4 separate regions of the Homo sapiens genome follow, and regions 2, 3 and 4 are each linked to region 1. A link is a loop called in an ENCODE intact Hi-C map of the cell type or tissue named here. Cell type or tissue: Calu3. All regions are shown on one strand.

Region 1 (5,000 bases):
ATTTGTTCTATTTGCTGATTGTCTCTTATGGTGGCAGACTTCCTCAAGGTCTTTGTAATTTTGGTTTGGGAGTTCATCTTATAAGCGAAGTTTTTTCTTCCTCGTGAGCACCCACTTCTCCCTGTTGTGTGGCTGTAAAGGCCTGTATCAGGTTATGTGAAAAATGTGCAGTTTGCACTTCACGGCATAGCAAAATAAAGGACATTGCACCCAATACTGTACAGGTCTGACTCTTTTTGGGGGGTGGCCTTGCTGCCCATTCTGGCCACAGGTAAATGTCCTTTAAAGGTCTCAAATCTGGGTAGAATTTTTTTTGTCTGCCCCAGGTTCCTGGAAGGGAGCTCAGCTCCAAGTCCTGATTTTAGGGGTAAGCTTTAACTGCCGAAATATCCTGATGAAATAAAATCTGTTCAGGTTATCATCACTCACATAATATCAGACATCTATATATGTAGTTTGTTCCTAAGTGTCTACTTTGCTTATAATTTTGCTCTTTGGAAAATCCTTTACACATTTGATCTCTTTTAGACACATTTACTTTTCTCTAAGATTTGTTTTCCATTGAGGAATTATGTCTGTGAATTGAGAATTTTTACAGTTTTAAAACATAGGCTAGTTCTCTCAATAGCACCCCTATTTATCTTACCTCTCTTTTTGTTAACATAATTAAAATGTGACTTTGCTTTAAGAAGAAGGGAAGAGGAACCAATTGGAAAAAGAACAATAAGTGTATTTTGGCTGAAGACAAGGAAGTCTGCCCTTTTAGGTGGCAGAAGAAAACACAGAAGTAGCATAGGGCACGTTCACAAGTCAAGGTTTTTCATCGATTCATACCGAGAGGCACAGCCACATAGTATTGTGACCTGGTTCTCGGAACAACGTGTGCAACTTGACAAATGACATCAGAAGAAAACACAAGGCAAATTTTGACCCCAGTCGGCGTGAGCACAAACTGGAGCCTTGTGTAAAGCAATTTACAAATCGCCCCTGAGTGGAATGCTTACTGATCTATTTTCAAGGACTGGGGGAAAATCGCAAAGCAGAGCTGTTTAATAAGCTTGACTGCCACAAATGGAAACTACTATGCACAAGCCAATTGAGGGTGGCCAAGTATAGGTACTTGGGAAACAATCAGTCAGGTGGTAATCAAAGTTATTAGATCTGCCTGGTCAAAATGTGTAGCATAAAGCACCTATTTAATTATGAAGACGGTTCTAATGATGCTCGAATGCTCTTGGTTGCCTCCCAAGTCTCTAACTTGGTCACAACGATTAATAAGGAGGTTTTTGTTTCTTTGTTTTTAATAAGCAAGATATAATCTGTCTTAAAGTCATTCACCGTCAACTTGTTTGTTTTTATTTTTACCCATGACCAGGGAAAGCAAACCTCCGGGGTCTGGATTTGTGCCATGCTTCAGTAGCAGGGTTTCTCATCTGGGAAGTCTTTCTAAATGCAAAGAATTTTCTGCAGGTGCCTAAGCTTCCCACTATGAATAAGAATACTTCCTCAAGCAAAATAGCAAGTAATAACAGAAGAGGGAAGGGGGGTATATGTTAAATTTGCCCTCTCACATTTTCTTTTTGAAGCTTTCTTTACGATTCAAAAGAAATGACAATCTGAAAGGACTAGGAAAAGACTACTGTCAATGACAAATTAAATACATTGTATCTTCGAGTCAAGGTATAATTAAAATCACTCTATGGCGTGCCTTTGACTGTGATGGAAGATAAAAAAGAATCATAAATGGGAACCACAGATATCTTTTACCCACGGAGAAACATTTTCATCAAATAATAATTAGAATGTTTTCTGTTTATTTCAGTGACTGCACATAAGTAACTCTCCCTTATGACTCACTGAGCAAAAGAGTCCCCCCAAAATCCCATTAGTATCAGTGAAATACAGTAAATTTCATCATAGTCAATGTGTAAGAATGGCATAATAAGATCTTTGCTGATTAAAGGAATGTGTGATTGCATCTGCTGGGCATCGGGCTGCATCTACTGATAAAAAGTAAGCGAATATTTACTTAAACTATAAAAGAAAGGAAATGTACACCTTGAGGCAAGGACAATGAATTCCAAAGACAATGCCTTCCATTGTGATTACATGCAAAAGAAAAACCAAGTGCCATTCACACACAGTGCAATGTGGGGAAGGATTAATATTCTGGACAGTAGATGGTGCTGAAACCTCAGCAGAAGGAGAGTGTCCCTCTTTTTCTGTTTAACCTGCTCCTGTCAGCAATTTTCTACATGTTTTCAGATTCCTCTGTTTAAGGACTGCATCTTGGGAAAGAAGCAATAATTCGCATATTCTAAAGCAGTACTTCTTTGTTTGCTTATAGATTTGAGATGAGGTCACCGAGGAGCATATGAAGCTTAAAATAGAAGGTATTAATATCTTGGTAGACAATATTAGCTACCCTCTCTTTATTTGATGTAGATAGGATTGATTGATGAAGCTTTCTGCAAAACAAAACCTTAAACAATCCTCCCTCCCCCACCCCCAACAGTCTGGTCCACCACTGACTAGCTTGTTTGAGGACTTGTCTGTAATTCTAAGTGAACTTTTTCCTGAAACCCTTCAGAATGGGCAACTATTAATAGATATTAGGTCCCCTGCAATTGTTGAAATGCCCCCTTTGTGTGCAGCTAGGTAAGGCATTATGAGTTTAACTAAAAGAGACTCTTCTTCCTGCTGCATTGCTTGCTTCATAGTGAGACCTATATACACATTCAGTGAAATTTAAAGGAGGGAGAATGAAAATCTGAAGAGCCCTGAATTAAGACTTTGTTACTGTTTTTCATTTTGGAGAGAAAGAGGCAAATCATTGGAAAACTCACTCTTGTAAGGAAGAACTACTCTCTGGAGCAGGTTTGAAGGTCACTGGACATTTAGTCCAATCTTCCACACTAGAGATAAGGAAACTTTTCTATTGAGAGTTGCTGACCCAAAGAGAAAAAAAAAAAAAAAAAACCAATCGAGGGTCACGCAAGTATAAAGCAACTTAATTTAGTTTATTTTCAGAGAGATGTTTACAACTTTTCATGTCTTTTAAATTAGGTACAGGGAACACAAAATTTAAAGATACATCAAATAATTTAAAAGTTAGATCTAATCTAATATAAAGGGTAATGGAGGTGGAAAGAATGTTAAAGCCAAGAGACAAGGAAAAGGAGATGAAAATGCAGAGAAACAGAGCAAGACAGACAAGCAGAGAGCGGCAGAATCCTCTACTCCACAAAGACATCACATGCTAATAAATGACATTCACACCAAGTGGAGTACACAGAGCCAGAAAAGAATTTTTAGAAAGTGAAAAGGCAGTCTTTTGTGGAGCACCATTCCACCTTTTGGTTTTTATGATATTAAAATAGAAACCCTTTGTTGGGCAAGCTCTATCTTTGTAATTACAGTCATTTGCAGATAAGCTGTATCTTGCCACTTCCAACTAAAGGGTGCCTGAAATTTAAGTCAGAGTTCTGACGTGACCCAAAGTCCCACATTTTCCAAATCCACATTTACTGTTCTCTAAAATGACAAGTAGGTTTTGCCACAGTGATAAGTGAAGCACTCTAGTACTACTACAGACTGAAAGTATTGAGAAACGGTCAGCATTAAAAATTGGCAGGATACTTCAGAAAGAGATTAAGGGCAGAAAGAGAAATAGATTTTTGGCTAGGTCTTGGTTAGTCAAAAAACATTAATGACTTCCTCATTCCACAAACGTGTTAGTTTCTTGAATTAAAACAAACAAAACCCCTAGGGGTGTGTGTGTGTGTGTGTGTGTGTGTGTGTGTGTGTGTGTACATTTAAATGTCTGTTCCTCAATAAAATTTGTTAAAGTTTACAGGAATGTATTCACTTCCTAGATTATCCATTAGAATCTAATAGCTCAGTATTGGTAGGAAAGATAGTGAGGCAAGACCCAAGCCTAGGTTATAACAAATAGGTACACATTATTTGTATGACACATGCCAACTCCCTAGGGTGTGTCTCTGGGCTGCAGTGCAAGAGTGAACAGAGTTTGCAAACTGCTGCAGCATCGAATAAACCAATATTCACAGAGAGATACATAAGAAAAATCATTCATTTACTCAAGCAGGCAAGATGTACAAGGCATATGGTATTTTGCATTTGTAGATCATTCCATAGTTTACAAAATCATTTCTTATCCATCATATGCTTGCTTTCCACAGAAAGGTTATCTTGCATTTAGTTACCATAACAGGACCTGACACTTTTTACAATCCCGGAGGGCACTTTTCATGCAGGATGCAATGTTCACTTGGGCACCCTGGCGGTCAATAGGATACCCTGCTATTTTCCCATGGCAGGAGCTCCCAAACAATGCTGGAGCACCAGTAATAAGCAGGACTCCGTTCACTGGAAATCAGCCCAGGTCTAGAGCTCATCTCAGAAATAGTTGCTGGATGTCTTCTCAGGGAGTAAAGGACTTTCTCTTACTGACTCTCTGATACTAACCTAGCTTTTGCTAAACATGTCATCATGATGAAATATATAAAACACTCAATTTAGTGTCTAAAAGCCTAGTTTCTAGGTTTGGCCATACAGCACTGATTAGGCATGAAACCACCAGCAAGTCATTCGACGTCTCTGAGCTGTAGTTTTCTTATCTATAATTTGGAGGAGATGGTATTTGGCATCCCAGGATGACTATGAAATTCAAAATGAGTTAATGGATTTTAACATGCTTCATAAAACATAAAGAGCTACAGAGTATGAGATACTATTATTACCATTACTATTGATGCCAAAGATTTGCACGGGGAAGAAAGGAAAAAGAGACACTTATTTCGAGAGTAAGAAGAGGGTGATGTTCTAAGGTGAATTAATACAAAGGGTTTTTTTTATTTTTTTATTTTTTAGATGGAATTTCGCTCTTGTTGCCCGGGCTGGAGTGCAACGGCACAGTCTCGGCTCACAGCAACTTCTGCCTCCCAGTTTCAAGCAATTCTCTCGCCTCAGCTTCCTGA
Region 2 (5,000 bases), 92 kb after region 1:
CTCAGCCTCCCTAGTAGCTGGGACTACAGGCACGCATGACCACGCCCAGGTAATTTTTGTATTTTAGTAGTGATGGCGTTTCACCATGTTGGCCAGGATGGTCTCGAGCTCTTGACCTCGTGATCCGCCCGCCTCAGCCTCCCAAAGTGCGGGGATTACAGGCATGAGCCACCACACCCAGCATCTTTTTCTTTCTCTAATACACTTATTGCTACCTTGGTCATCAAAGGGAGGAAGCTAATTTTTTTAAAGTATGTAGCACTGTATGTTTTGATGGATTTAGTAAACTTTGAGGTATAATTTGCATTTGGTAAAAGGTACATTTGTGTGTGTACAGTTTGGTGAATTTGGTATACACCACCATGAAGATCAAGACACAGAATATTCTCATCTCCCTGTTGAGGGACTCTTTTAAAGAAAATTTATTGTATGTTCAAGTGAACAAACATTTTAAAATTTCAGAAAATTGAAAGGGAAAGAAACAAAATTAGGAACGCCATAAGATTTTTTTTTTTAATTGTGTAGGTTAAAGCATTTGCTCTCTGATATGGTCGCCACCTCTGCTTTGTCCCATAGCACTCTTCATATATATCTCTATTAGAGAACATGCTGAACTGTCTCTATTGTCACTCTCCGTAAGCTTCTTAAACACAGGGTTTTGTTTAGCTTTTCACTGCAAGTGCCCAATGCAATGCTTGGCTCATTTAGGAGAAGCTGTGACTTGTTCTTGGAGTGTAGGTGTTGAGATAGCTCTATTATATGCTCACCACTAGCGTTCTAAAAAATTCACTCATGCTAACACCAGTAACATAGTCCTATGGAAATACTATCAGAGAATTATTTCTTTCCTAAAACAAAAGATACATATTTGTATTCGCACAAAAGTAAAATAAAAGACATTTTTCCTGGAAAATATCTATTTTCTTCTGAGTTAATTGAATTAATGTGCAAGAAGAGATTTTGGAATGGAAGGATTCATTTCTTGGAATCTTAATTTTATCATATTTTAAAAGCCTGACTCATTGCAGTTTGACCTGGTGGAATTTAATATTTAAGACCATGTTGAATGTAAAATTGAAATATAAATCACAAATTACTTAAAGGAGAACTTGAGGTGTGTGTTATGTGAATGCGGGGGCTTGGGGGGTAATGGGGGCCAATTTCTTAAAAGTTCCTAAATCATAGGCTAATGATGTTTAAAAATGAAAGTAAGCTTCAGTGGAAGCAAGTCAAATCTTGATTACATTCTTTTGTTGTGGAAATACTTTCGGTAACTGCCTAGAAACAAATAAAGATGGAGAGGTCACTTTTTAATAGGGCCATGCAATGTACACCTGGGGCTGGTATTCTCATGCGAAGGTAAAATTTTAAAAATGAATCTAGTAGGCAATTGATATCTCAATCTGTTTACCTCAGATTTATGAGGGAAGTCTATAATTCTGGGAGTAATTCAATGATAATAAGTGCAATTAATAAGTAGAGTGCAAGTACAGATGTACAGATGTTTTTGCTTTAATGAGATAAACGCATTTCTTCTATGGTCTGCAAAATCATGCAATAAAAATTGTAGGGTTTATGAAAAAGATAGGGTCAGGACACCTACTCAATATTTATGTAACGAGAACACTACAAAAACAATAACCATCCTAGTAATTATCAAACATAATTAAATATAAACATGATTAAAAAGATAAGTTAAATTCATAATAACTACTACAAAAAATACAGTGTATGTGTGTGTGCACATGCATGAGAAGGTAGCTTGATGGAAGAAAGAAGGAAGAGTTGAGATTGCTAAGCTATGAAATAAGTGCAAATTGCAGAAAGATTGAGAATTACGCAATAAGCACTCCCATGTTGGAGTACGTGGCCACACTGCACCAACAGGAAGAATGTGGCATGAATGGGAATCATGTGCAGTAGGTATTTTCCCTTGGCTAGCTGTGTTAATCTGTGTTCGTAGGCTTTGTGTTTGGTTGCTGCTACTTAGTAAAATACCTGAACAAATCCAGGGTCTATGTTATACTGACATCATTCCCCTACTTACCAATCCCATATAAGCTAAGTCACAGAAAAGTGTTTCAGCAGAGCAAACTCAATGCAAACCCCTGAACTGACAGAAAAATGTAAAAAAAAAAAGTCAGGTATTCTTGAAGTTTTTTTTTAAATGATATTTTGTGAAATAGAGTTACAAATCTGTATCATATAAAAATCCCTTCTTAAAACTGTATCTTTCTACACATATAATTTTATCACTTTAGGCGGACATTTTTCATCCATTCAGGAGAAATTCTGCAGTAGCATTTGAAATGAGTTTACATAAATCAAACTGTGCACAACACATGGGCATATTTGTCAAAAAACTACATTTTGCTTTTACAGGATTTGAAATAGCATATCAGACACACAGAAACCAGAAAACACACCTTTCAGTTTCAAAAGCATTTGTAATGTACTATTGGTGTGCATATAATCTTTTGGATATCTTATCGAGATAAGACTGGCTGGAACATCTTTCACTAATTAAAATGGAATTAAAAATTCAAGGCCGGGCATGATGGCTCATGTCTGTAATCCCAGCACTTTGGGAGGCTGAGGTGGGCAGATCACATGAGGCCAGGAGTTCGAGACCAGCCTGGCCAACATGGCAAAACCCCGTCTCTACTAAAAATACAAAATTAGCTGGGCGTGGTGTTGCACCTCTGTAATCCAACTACTGGGGAGGCTGAGGCATAAGAAGCGCTTTAACCTGGGAGGTGGAGATTGCAGTGAGCCAAGATCGTGCCACTGCACTCCAGCCTGGGGGACAGAGCTAGACTCCGTCTCAAAAAAAAAAAAAAAAAAAAAATCAAGTTCTTTTCTTTTGTTAACTCAATTTACTTAATTAGCTTCTGAAGTTATCTAACCCTGCAAATTTATCAGTTGTAACCATAAACTGTGGTACTTTTAAGGGAAAATTGTCAGAACTCCATCAGTTTTTGAATACTTGAGCTATTAATGGATTTCTTAACATTCTCCCATTTTGTGAGCATCTTTTGCACCAGAGATGCTGTTCAGCTTGTAGGATGATCCTTTTTCCTATTTGTACCCTTTATTCTCATCCTCAAACACTGACCTAGGGGAGGTTTGAAGGAAAAGTGAAAGGGACCTGTTCTATTTGACATTCACAGGTAATGAGGTTTTAAAAGTTATTGGTAAATCCCCAGAAGGGCACTATTAGAATCTAACCTTCGCTGGCACTTAAAAAATTAGTGCACATGGAAGTGAAACTTCAGTAGTTTCTAGTAGCTCAGAACTGTCAAATTGCCCCTTATGTCTGAGAGTAGCTGAGATACTGGGAGCTCCTTATTTGCTGTATTTAATATACTTAAATGATAATATTTCTCACATGCACTGCTAGAGGGCACCACTCCCTCAGTATTAGAATGAACTGTATTATGGGTCCTCCTCCATGTGAGAAATGCAACTTTTTATTATTTTTCAATGATCTTTATTAGATTATCTATGAGAAGCATCTGGCTGAGAGAAGCCCTCTATGTAATTCACAACTATTTGTTTTTAGTTAGTTAAATGAATTTTGGTCATATATCAAGGGTATTTTAAGTGGCCAATAGAACCCCTCAAAAACTTAAAAGTTTTTTGCTTTAGTGTCATTTCTCAAGAGAAACAGTAGAATGATAGCTCCTTAACTAGATATGCAGTGGCAGTCCTATTTGGGAAATATATGGATGTGATGTCTTACTACATTATTGAAGAAGAAAGGATTATTGTGTAATGCCAGTTCTATCACAGTCTGTGATAGAAGCATCACTGGGAACACTGCCAGTTGATGGAGAATATTAAGGCCAGCTTTTTTGGAAGTTCAGCATTTCTTATTACTTTAACCGTTGTCTACTTTCTTTAACTATTACCTCATCATTCCCTAAAAACAAGCTTAGAGTAAATGCATTAATTCAAATCTTTTCACTACTGAGGAGAAAATATTGGTATCAGATTATGAGACCCCAAATTTCTTTTGGCCTGTTGGATTGCTATCTAGAAAGAAGGCTACTGGTAGAAGATTTCTTCTTTCTAGGTCCACTGTTTTAGAATGGCTGATTCAAAAATCAGCCTTCTCTGAGGTCAGGTGTGTTGGCTCACGCCTGTAATCCCAGCACTTTGGGAGGCCAAGGCGGGAGGATCACTCGAAACCAGGAGTTCAAGACCAGCCTCGGTGACACAGTGAGACTCAGTCTCTATAAAAAATAAAACATTAGCCAGGTGTAGTGGTGAATGCCTGTAGCCCTTGCTTCTTGGAAAGCTGAGGTGAGAAGATCACTTGAACTCAGGAGTTCAAGGCTGCAGTGAGCTAGGCTCACACCACTACACTGCAGCTTTGGTGACGGTGAGACCCTGTCTTTTAAAAAACAAGTCAGTGCTCTCTTATTATGAATGATATTCACAAGGAGACTCTCAACACAACTCTGAAGTAGATGATTTTTCCATTTTGATGTTAGCATGATGTGCCCCTTCTAGTGTTCCTAATATCCATCCTTCTATTGTTTCGGTCTAATTCACTGAATGCCCTGTTTCCTGATGGCTCTAATAATGCTTCTTCCACGGGCAGCTCTTGGGTTTAAAAACTCCTATTCCTTTGGGCGTTATTATGAAACAAAAGAATTTTACAATCATGAGATTATTTTGAGGATTAAATAAAATAATACATGTATTGAACATAAAGTACTTAGCACAGTATTTGATCCAGATTAAGAACTTCATACGTCCCCTCTCCACTGCTATTTCCACTACTGCACTACCCCAGTCACCATTATCACGGACTTTTCTTCTGCTGAAAATTTTCTTAGAGTCCGAGAAACACATCATTGTTTGAAAACAGAAAATGTTTATTTTGAAATAATTATAGACCCACAGAAAGTACCAAATATAATACAGAAAGGTCCTGTGCATCCTTCACCCCGTCTCCCCCAATGGTTACATCTTATGTAGATACAGTTAAATAC
Region 3 (5,000 bases), 250 kb after region 1:
ATGTAACATTTATATGCAAATGTTTTCTAGCCTCACCATTTGGTTGGCAAACAGCAGATGACCTTACACGCCCACTGCTATGTGACAATATTTTAAATTCTGCCTTCTAACCACTTAAAGGAAAAAAACACAAAAATACTGAGAAGGTGAGCTATGTAAGAAGCTTTTATTGAACACCAGCTGCCTGTGAGCACTGTACTAGGTGCTGGGTTGTCAGGTTAGCCACAGTTGTTGCCACTGATGAACTTCCATTAGAGACTTTGCTTCTTATTATCGTAAGACGTGATCATAGAGAAAATCTGAGACAGAAAGGGGATCAGAATTCACTGTTTGGGATTAGTTTGGTACGCTCAAGTAGAACATTTTTCTAATCGGCTGTGCATTTTCCACCATGAGGTATTCCATGGACTCACTGTTATCTCTATTGTCTGTCAATGGGGCAACTAACTGAAAATTTAAAAAACAAAAACAAAAACAAAAACAAAAAAGCCCACTCACTCAGTAAAGGTAATAAAGAGCACTTATATAAACTTCCTTTTTCAGGATACACTAACTAGTCCCTGATTAGCTGAAGCAAACAATTCGTTTATTTTAAAAATCAATCACAAAAAGCAGTTCAATAAGAGGAGAGAGAGAGCTGTTACTCAAGCATGTCTACATACCTCTGATCAAAAGGGTGCACTCACACCAATCACTTGATAACAAAAGAAATAAAGTCTTTGGAAGATCACCCTCCCCCTCTCCCCAGATCAATATCACTTCCAAAAGGAAAGCACATTCATCTTGTCTCTGAATATATTTTGCATGTTTAGCTCTAAAGTGTGAAGACTTTCAAGGTTGCCTTTCTTACCAGCTTCTCTTTGTCACCCTCGCTTTTACATGGAATGACTTATTAGCCTGGTATATTTTTTTTGAGATCTAATAAAAAAACTACTTTTAATCTCACTTAATCCATGTGATACACCAAGACCATTTTTTCTAGTATTGCATCCTAGTGAGCTTTGACTTATCAAGTCCTTACATCAGCTCCAAGTTGCAGGTCACTACCATTCCATGCCCTATAGTATTTAATCTCACTTTCCACCTTTAGCTTCCAAACCAACATGGACTTTGTCACACAACTTCCAGTTTAGGTTGAAGGTCATCATCTGGTCATTAATATTGCTGTGTTCTCAATATAAAAGAGACATATGGCGAATGTGTCCTTAATTCTGTTATTTCGTTGTGCTCTGCTACTATTGCATCTCCTGAATTTTTAATTTTTTATTTCCATAGGATTTGGGGGAACAGGGGGTATTTGGTTACATGAGTAAGTTCTTTACTGGTGATCTGTCAGATTTTGGTGCACCCATGACCCAAGCAGTATACGCTGAACCCAATTTGTAGCCTTTTATCCCTCATCCTCTTCCCACCTTTCCCCGCCGCGTCCCAAAATTCCATTGTATCATTCTTATGCCTTTGCGTCCTCATAGCTTAGCTCCCACTTATGAGTGAAAATATACGATGTTTGGTTTTCCATTCCTGAGTGACTTCACTTAGAATAATCGTCTCCAATCTCATCCAGGTTGCTGCGAATGCCACTAACTCATTCTCTTTTTATGGTTGAGTGGTATTCCATCATATATATGTATACCACAGTTCTTTATCCACTCACTAACTGATGGTCATTTGGACTAGCCTGATTATCTAAAAAATGTATCTAACACTGTGTGTGAAGCACTGGTGGAGTTTCTAGTGGGACTGACAAAGCAAAAGGTAGACTTATAGATAAAATTATAGATGCGATCAGGAGAAAGGTGAAGGAAATCCACAGGGCATTGAGAGAGGCAGTCACTGAAGAAGGCCACATTAACCAGAGTGGCAGAGACAGGTGATATTTAAATTTTGAACCAAACCCCCAAAGGAAGCCCTATTGTGACTCTGGGCTTTAACTCTGATTTGGAAAGAGTGGTGATGAGGGATGCCTTCTCAAGGGCCATCATAAAGTAGGATTCATTTGGAAATGCTATAGACAGCTGATCAAATTCTGGAAGGCTGTTCCTCTCCCACTGCCCAAATCCCTAAGTTCATGATACATTTTCAAAGCTGGTGATTTGTCCTTTCCAGCACCAACAATGTTAGTTTCTGTGTGTGTGGGTACAGTGTCATCATTGAAGAAACAGTCACTAAATATTTATTTTGATCAGTTTTAGGTTATTACTTGCTATGTATTTCTTGGCATATGAAGATTTCTTGAATAAGGAATTAGGTTTCTCCAGGTGGCACTTGCTTTATCAATCTGTAGGATGCTCTCTGAGGGCACCTGTTTTATAACTAGAAACAAAGACGACAGAGGAACTTATATGTGCAGCTATTCACAGGTATTAAAAACTCTAAGGCATATAAAATATCTAATTATAGCTATCCCATATTTAATTGATGATTAATAATTTAAAATTATTAAGCAAAATTAAAAATACACAGCAGGCTAGTAGAGCAGTATTTGATTAGCTGTCTAATCCCAGGAAAACAAATAGTTTCCCTTTTTACTACAGACCAGGTACTTCACATATGTTTTCTAATTCTTAAAATAACTATGTGAGACATACTCTAGGAAGGGGAGCCAGGAGAAATGTCTTCTTAACCCGGAAAAAAAGCACTATCAGCATTACTTGAGCTCCATTCTCTAGCACTGTCGGTTAAGTGGGCTTTTCCTGACTTCGTTAGCATCTTCAATCTCATCCTTTCATCTCCGTGCAGAAACTCAGTGACGACAAGTACGAGTGGTGATATTGAAACCCTATCCTCTATCTCTTTGTACTACACTCAGCACTGCCACTTACTGGCAAAAGAACAAAACACGGCTTCACCTTTTCACCTATGGATGCAAGTGGAGTTTAGTTGACAGTACGGCATTTAGAAATTGAGTCTGGGTATTTTATTACCATCAAATTCTAAACTCAGTTTTGAGTTTCTCAAACAAATTATTCCCTCTGACGGAAATGCATTTTCACCATAGTAAAAATATCAGAAAGCCAGTATAGTGTGGTGATTAATAATTCAAGTACTGAAGTCAAATTACCTGGAATCATACCCTAGCCCTTCAACTTCCCAGCTGTGTGAAGTTTGGCAAGTTATTTAATTTTTTTATGTCTGAGTTCTCTCCTTCGTAAAATGGGAACATCAAGAGTACAGGTGTCTAGTGTTGAGGTAAGTATTAAAAAAGAGAATTCCTAATTTAATGGCTGGTACATGCAAAGCAAGTGAGAAGTGTTAGCTCCTGTTATTGTTACAGGTGGATGGTTGACGATGTGTGAACTGATGATTAGACTTACAGAAAGCTACTGTCTTGCATACCATGTAGACTTCAAGACACTGAGCATGCTTAATGGGACCATATGAGAATTTTCCTAATCTTAAGTCAGTAAAGTGACACGCTTAAGCATAGTGGCCTCAGTAAATCTTGAGCTAAAATGCAGGACAAACTCTCTTCCCTTTTCTTCCTCCCTCCCACCACTTTCTGCTCTGCTGCATTCAGCCTTGCTCTGTGCCCTCCAGCCACACAGGCAGGTCTTCTTCGAATCCCTTGAAAATACCATGCTCTATGCCACCACAGCACCTTTGTACATTCTGTATTTTCTGTCTAGAAAACATTTCCTTTTTAATCCTTACTGATCCTTCAGATCTCAGTTACAATCATTTTCTTAGTGAAGTTTTTCTTAATGCTCTCTATGTTAATTTCCTTTGTCACAAACATTATAGAACCACTACCATTTTCTTAGCATTTGTCTCAATTGGTGATCACATATTTCTAGTGTGATTACTTGATGAACATTTTCCTTCCATACTAGAACATGAACTAGTTAAGATGAGGGACTGGGTCTGGCTTTGTTTATCTGCCCAGCACAGAGTAGGCACTCAGAAAAATATCTGAATGGATGAATGCTACAGTCTATGTTTTCTCCTCACTTGAAATGTCTTGCTCTTTTTTTTGTATCCCTCCACTTTATACCTCTCCTTAAACATCTAAAATACTATTTTAAAATTCATATGGAACAAAAAAAAAAAGCCCGAATAGCCAAGGCAATCCTAAGCAAAATAACAAAGCTGGAGGCATCATGCTACCCAACTTCAAACTATACTATAGGGACACAGTAACCAAAACAGCATGGTATTGGTACAAAAACAGACACACAGACCAATGGAACAGAATAGAGAACCCAGAAATAAGACTGCACACCTGCAACGATCTCACCTTCAACAAACCTGACAAAACCAAACAACGGGGAAAGGATTCCTTATTCAATAAATGGTGCCGGGATAACTGGCTAGCCATATGCAGAATATTGAAAGTGGACCCCTTTCTTATACCATACACAAAAATTAACTGAAGGATAAAAGACTTAAACATAAAACCCAAAACTATAAAAATTCTGGAAGACAACACCTGGGCAATACCATTCAGGACATAGGCACGGGCAAAGATTTCATTACAAAGACAACAAAAGCAATTGCAACTAAAGCAAAAATTGACAAATGGGATTTAATTAAACTGAAGATCTTCTGCACAGCAAAAGAAACTATCAACAGAGTAAAGAGACAACACACAGAATGGGAGAAAGTCTTCGCAAACTATGTATCTGATTAAGGTCTAATATCTAGCATCTATAAGGAACTTAAATTTACAAGAAAAAACCACCACTTTAAAAAGTGGGCAAAAGACATGAATAGACACTTTTCAAATGAAGACATACATGCAGCCAACAGTCATATAAAAAAGCTCAACATCAGCTGCGTGTGGTGGCTTACGCCTGTAATCCCAGCACTTTGGGAGGCCGAGGTGGGCGGATCACGAGGTCAGGAGATCGAAACCATCCTGGCTAACATGGTGAAACCCCGTCTCTACTAAAAATACAAAAACAAAATTAGCTGGGCGTGGTGGCACGTGCCTGTAGTCCTAGCTACTTGGGAGGCTGAGGCGGGAGAATGGCATGAACCCGGGAGGCGGAGCTTGTGGAGAG
Region 4 (5,000 bases), 1.9 Mb after region 1:
GTGCAGTAAACCACCATGGCACTCGTTTACCTACGTAAAACCTGCGTATCCTGCACATGTACCCCGAACTTAAAATAAAAGTTGAAAAAAAAAAAAACTTCTGAAAGAAAATGTATGAGTCCTAGGATTAAGCAAAGATTTCTTAAAACTCATGTGCATACACACACATAAAAACACAGAACATAAAGAATAAATAGAAATATTGGACTTCATTAAATTTAAAAAGACTGATTTTTGAAATATATCATTAAGAAATTTTTACACCTCAATAACAAAAAAATAAGCAACCCATTAGAAAATGAAAAAAAAATGAACATTTTTAGCAAAGATATCCAAATGACATTTAAGCCCATTAAAATGATGCTCAACATCATTATTTTAAAAATGCCAATCAAAACCGCAAGACACAGCTACTAGACACTAATCAAACAGGCTCAAATGAAAACCACTGAAAATTCAGTCTGGGACTGGTGGCTCACAGCTGTAATGCTAGCATTTTGGGAGGACACGGTGGGCAGACAGCTGAAGCCCAGGAGCTTGAGACCAACCTGGGCAACATGGTGAAACCCCATCTCTACAACAAATACAAAAAATTAGCCAGGCGTGGTGACAGGTGCCTGTAGTCCTAGCTAGTCAGGAGGTTAAGGTGGGAGCATCACCTGAGCCCGGGAGATGGAGGCTGTGGTAAGCCGTGTTTGTGCCACTGTGCACCAGCCTGGACAACAGAGTGAGCACCATCTCAAAATAATAATGATAATAATAATAAAATAAAATAAAATAAAAACATTGAAAATTCCAAAAGATTTTGAGTATGTGGGACAATTGGAACTCATACCTTGCTGGTAGAAATATAAAGTGCTACAATTACTTCGTAAAACAAGCTGGCACTCTTAAAGTAATATTACTGAGAAACCCCGCTCTTATGTATTCACCCAAAAGAAATGAAAGCATATGTCCACAGAAATTTTTGCAAGGAAATTTTATAGCAAATTTTTTTTATAACAGCCAAAAGTTGGAAACAACACTGATGTCCATCAACAGGTTAATGGATAAACAAATTGTGGTGAATGCATAATTGTAATACAAGTTAGCAATAAAAAGCCAGAAATTACTGATATTCACAACTTGGATTAATTCCACAGCTATTATGCTAAGAGAAAGATATCAAAAAAAAAAAAGCAATTCTATACTGACAGAAAACAGAATGTTTGTTTAGGGATAAGGAGAAAGAGATAAATTGCAAATGGGCAACAGGGAATGTTTCGGGTAATAAAAACATTCTGTTTTTGATTGTGGCAGTGATTACAAGGGTATATGTATTGGACAAATCTTATCAACCTAGACAAATGGGTATATGTCATTTCATGTAAAGTATACCTCAATAAAGTTGATTTTTAATGAATTAAATGATGACAGACTGTAGATTCTCTTAAAGGCTTTGAAAAAATAAAATCAATAAGTCTATCATTCTACCAAAATATTGTTGTGTACATTATTATTATTATTGATTTTAGTGAAACAATCACCTCTCTAATCTCAATTTATGTTTAGACATTTTAGTTTCTTATAGATCTGAGTTAGTTTTATTCATTTATATTTTTTCTGGACAATGATGAAGACGATGATGAACATATTGATAGGCAACTTCTATAACTCAAATTATGTGTCAGGTAGTGTCTTCAGCATTACATTGGCATTAGCAATTTATTCAATCCTTATAACAACCTGATGGGTTTGATATTATTTGCAAAATCTAACCAACAAGAAAATTGGAACATAAAAAGTTTAACTAAATTGCCCAAGAACATCCAACTGGGTGACAGTGGGGGAAGAATAAAACCTAAGCAGCTTGACTCAAGAATCTAGACTAATATTGTTTTATTATTCAAATCGCTATACTCTTTCTCACATTTTGTCTACTTGACATGTCAAGTTCTGTGAGCGGTATCTTAAATATTTCCCAGAAATATTTTTCAAATGGAGCAATTATCTTTCAAGAAGCTTTGTACTATATATTCTGCTGCTAAACTGTTTCATCGATAAAGGCTACACACACACACACAAACACACACACACATATACACACTACATATATAAATATCTCTAGTGGATTTTGTTTTTATGATTATATAACATCTTAAGAATCCTTTTAAATATGTTTACATCTCCTTGACATGAATTATTTTCAGCATTTCTCCTTTCTTTCTGGTTTTTGTTTTCCTGTATATACTAGAATATTAACACTTTTTCTCACTGTTTTAGATGCCTTTCTTATAAACATCATTCAGCTTGACTGAAAAAAAATTGGCGTTGTCTTTTTATAGGGTAGCTTGTCCCATTTGTATTTAGTGTAGCAGCTAACATTTGTACTGAATATATGTTTTCCTTCTGAGGTTTGCAAAGGCATTGATCCCAACAGTTCAGTTGCACACATTCCAGTGGAATTGCATCACTTGGCGGACGCCGACATTAGGCAGAAGCTCACAAGTAGAATTTCTCTGAAGGAATGCTGTGGCAAAGTTTCTTTGCCAGTAAAATCCACTTCAGTGAACCAGGAAGCACTGCCTTTTTTTTTTTTTTTTTTTTTTTAATCCCTCAAGGCCCCAAGGGGAGCCTCTTCCTATAGCTGCTATTTCCTCTTCTCTCCTTACCAAAGAGGGGGAAAAATCCAATGTCTGTACTTTTCCTGATACTTTCCAGTGAAATACTTGGGTTGCTCTTCACTGCCAACTCTTGAAGTGGGCATTCAAAATGCTATAAACTTCAGGCTCCACAAAACCCTGATCTACTTCTGCCTCCTACAGGAAAATATTATTGACTATTGCTCTTAAATAATTGCCTTGTTGTGAAGAAACCTGTAATGACAGTTTTTTCTCCAAATAAATTAAAAGCAAAGATTAACACATAATAATTTATTGAACATGCACAATTATTTTAAAGATCTGTCATATACCAACATGAGTAATATTGTCTCGGTGTTATTTATTGCTTTGGTTTGTTTGTTATGCCCATTGGTATGTACAACTTTTCTAAATAACCATTGTTTAAAAAAATATTTTCTATAACATACTTTTCTTCTATTCACCACAGACACTTCTAATATTACCAAAATATGAATAATCTTCTATAATCTTCTGAGTGCTTCCTGTGAGCTAGACACCAAATCCAAAATCTCACTTAGTCCTGGTAACAACCCTATGAGGCAGATATTCCTATCACCTTTGACTAGCAATTGAGGTTTTTGCCAAGATCACACAACGGTAAAAAGATAAACGGGGATGTGAATCCAAGTCCACCTAACCCCAGCATTTGTATTCTAAACCTCTTGTCAAGAGTCCCCTGCTATGTCCATTGGTATATCAAATAGAAGGCGAAAATAAGTGCTATAATTTTATGGTTATTTCTAGTGTTGAAGGTATAGTAAAAAGTTTCTCTTAAATATGTAACGTTTTAGGCTATAACTGCCAAGATTTAACAATTAATTAGATAGTTAAGTCCGACATTCTTCAAAGAACTGCTTGTTTTCATGAAAATGGTCTGAATGTAATTATTTGTCTCAAACCTCCACGGTGCTTTGGTAAAGAATAGAAAATATTAAATGGTCCCAGGAAATGGAAATCATTTTTTTTTCTCTTGCCTTTTCTTTTCCTTTTTGGTGAGGGAGTGGTAGGGATTAGAGTGTCATGAAGAGAAATCCACTGCACATATCAACGTTTACTTTCCCTCAGGAAAAAGTGCATTGAAGGGAGGGTGATAACAATTTCCTTAGTCTTTTGCCCCCAAAACAATTTTTTTCACTTATACCACATATGTGTAATTTTACAGATATTCAAATTTCACTTCCCTCTGGAAAAACAAGTAACAACATTTTGCCGTGAAACGTATTCCTTTTCAAAGGGAAAATAGTAAGTGAAATGCATATATTCACCTTCTACCACATGGTAGGAAAATGTATATTTTAGAAAGCTATTGTAATACATTCAATTTAAGATCCTTGAATCTATTCATATAAAAATAGAGGAACTGTTACTTACGGCAACTTAAAATGGGGACTGGGTAAGACCTGGTATCTTATGACATGAATTGTTTTGCTTCAACCCTGGAAGGACACTGCAAAATTGTTCCATGAAACTGCCTGCCACCTGCTGCTTCCAACACTGAATTTTAATGAGTGCCAATTGCTCTGCAAGGCTTATTATTTTAGAGGTATTTTTTACCATAAAGCCCATTGTGATCTTTCTAAATTATAGAATACATTGCTTGGGCCCCAGTGAAAATAAATGTATTTCATTAATGCTATTCCTCTTCTACTCTAATTTTTTTCAACTCTGAAGATTGAGAGATGTTCCACATGTAATAATTATTACTGTATCTTATTTCCCAGGCATAATGAAGAGGTCAGAAGCCATACCCTCTAAAATCTTACTATGCATCAAGAGTGTAGTCTCTTAAATAACTTTTCTGTCTCCTCCATTTTTGTTTGTTTGTAATTTATGAAGTGTAAAAATTGTTGTGTTGTGTTTCTTTGATGTTTAGACATAGAAAACATGAGAGTCATTAGTTCCCATTAAATAGAATTTACCTATTGGCCTACTAGCATCATTACCAGAAATACGTCATAGGCTTTTCTTTCACAGGAAATATACTGATATTTCTTTTATAATCATATGGTAGATTGATTTATTAGTCTCAATTCCTCACCTTTCCCTGCACATACACTCTTGCCATTGCCTGATCATAGATGGAGTATACTTCTCTGCCCCTTGATTTGGGGCTTAAACATGTGACTTGCTTTGACCAATAACATGTGACTAGAAGTCACAACGTGCTGGCTATAAGCCTAGGCTTTAATTGTCGTTTGTGTTTCTTCTTACCTTCTTGTTACCTCTGCTATTACCATAGAAAAACTCACTTTGGCTAAACTGCAATCCATGGAGGATGAAAAGTACTTGGAACAGAGCTATTCCTGTTGATCCAAAGATCTCAGTAAACATCAGAGC

What was found. Hi-C counts contacts between places; a loop is a spot of excess contacts. Peaks named below come from ENCODE experiments on the same cell type or tissue, not always from the same donor. Only the 100,000 strongest peaks of a DNase experiment are listed, where the experiment ranks them.
Region 2: a loop joins it to region 1, with 4 times the contacts of the local background. A loop is called at or near these places in 3 of 110 quality-filtered maps.
Region 3: a loop joins it to region 1, with 7 times the contacts of the local background. A loop is called at or near these places in 4 of 110 quality-filtered maps.
Region 4: a loop joins it to region 1, with 17 times the contacts of the local background. A loop is called at or near these places in 26 of 110 quality-filtered maps.

What each region holds. Positions count from the first base shown.
Region 1 is chr3:3,012,859-3,017,858 of GRCh38, reverse strand. All of the region lies in intron 14 of CNTN4 (contactin 4), which reads right to left. Among named protein-coding and RNA genes, the nearest start is that of CNTN4-AS1, 46 kb to the left of the region's middle. In Calu3, no CTCF peak of the experiment used is centred here; DNase peaks (open chromatin) are centred at 2,168 and 3,788.
Region 2 is chr3:2,920,457-2,925,456 of GRCh38, reverse strand. All of the region lies in intron 12 of CNTN4 (contactin 4), which reads right to left. Among named protein-coding and RNA genes, the nearest start is that of CNTN4-AS1, 140 kb to the left of the region's middle. RefSeq lists an enhancer at 3,449-3,498. In Calu3, no CTCF peak of the experiment used is centred here; no DNase peak of the experiment used is centred here.
Region 3 is chr3:2,763,013-2,768,012 of GRCh38, reverse strand. All of the region lies in intron 6 of CNTN4 (contactin 4), which reads right to left. Among named protein-coding and RNA genes, the nearest start is that of CNTN4-AS1, 300 kb to the left of the region's middle. RefSeq lists an enhancer at 2,448-3,000. In Calu3, no CTCF peak of the experiment used is centred here; no DNase peak of the experiment used is centred here.
Region 4 is chr3:1,084,934-1,089,933 of GRCh38, reverse strand. No RefSeq gene overlaps it. Among named protein-coding and RNA genes, the nearest start is that of CNTN6, 5.6 kb to the left of the region's middle. In Calu3, no CTCF peak of the experiment used is centred here; a DNase peak (open chromatin) is centred at 2,453.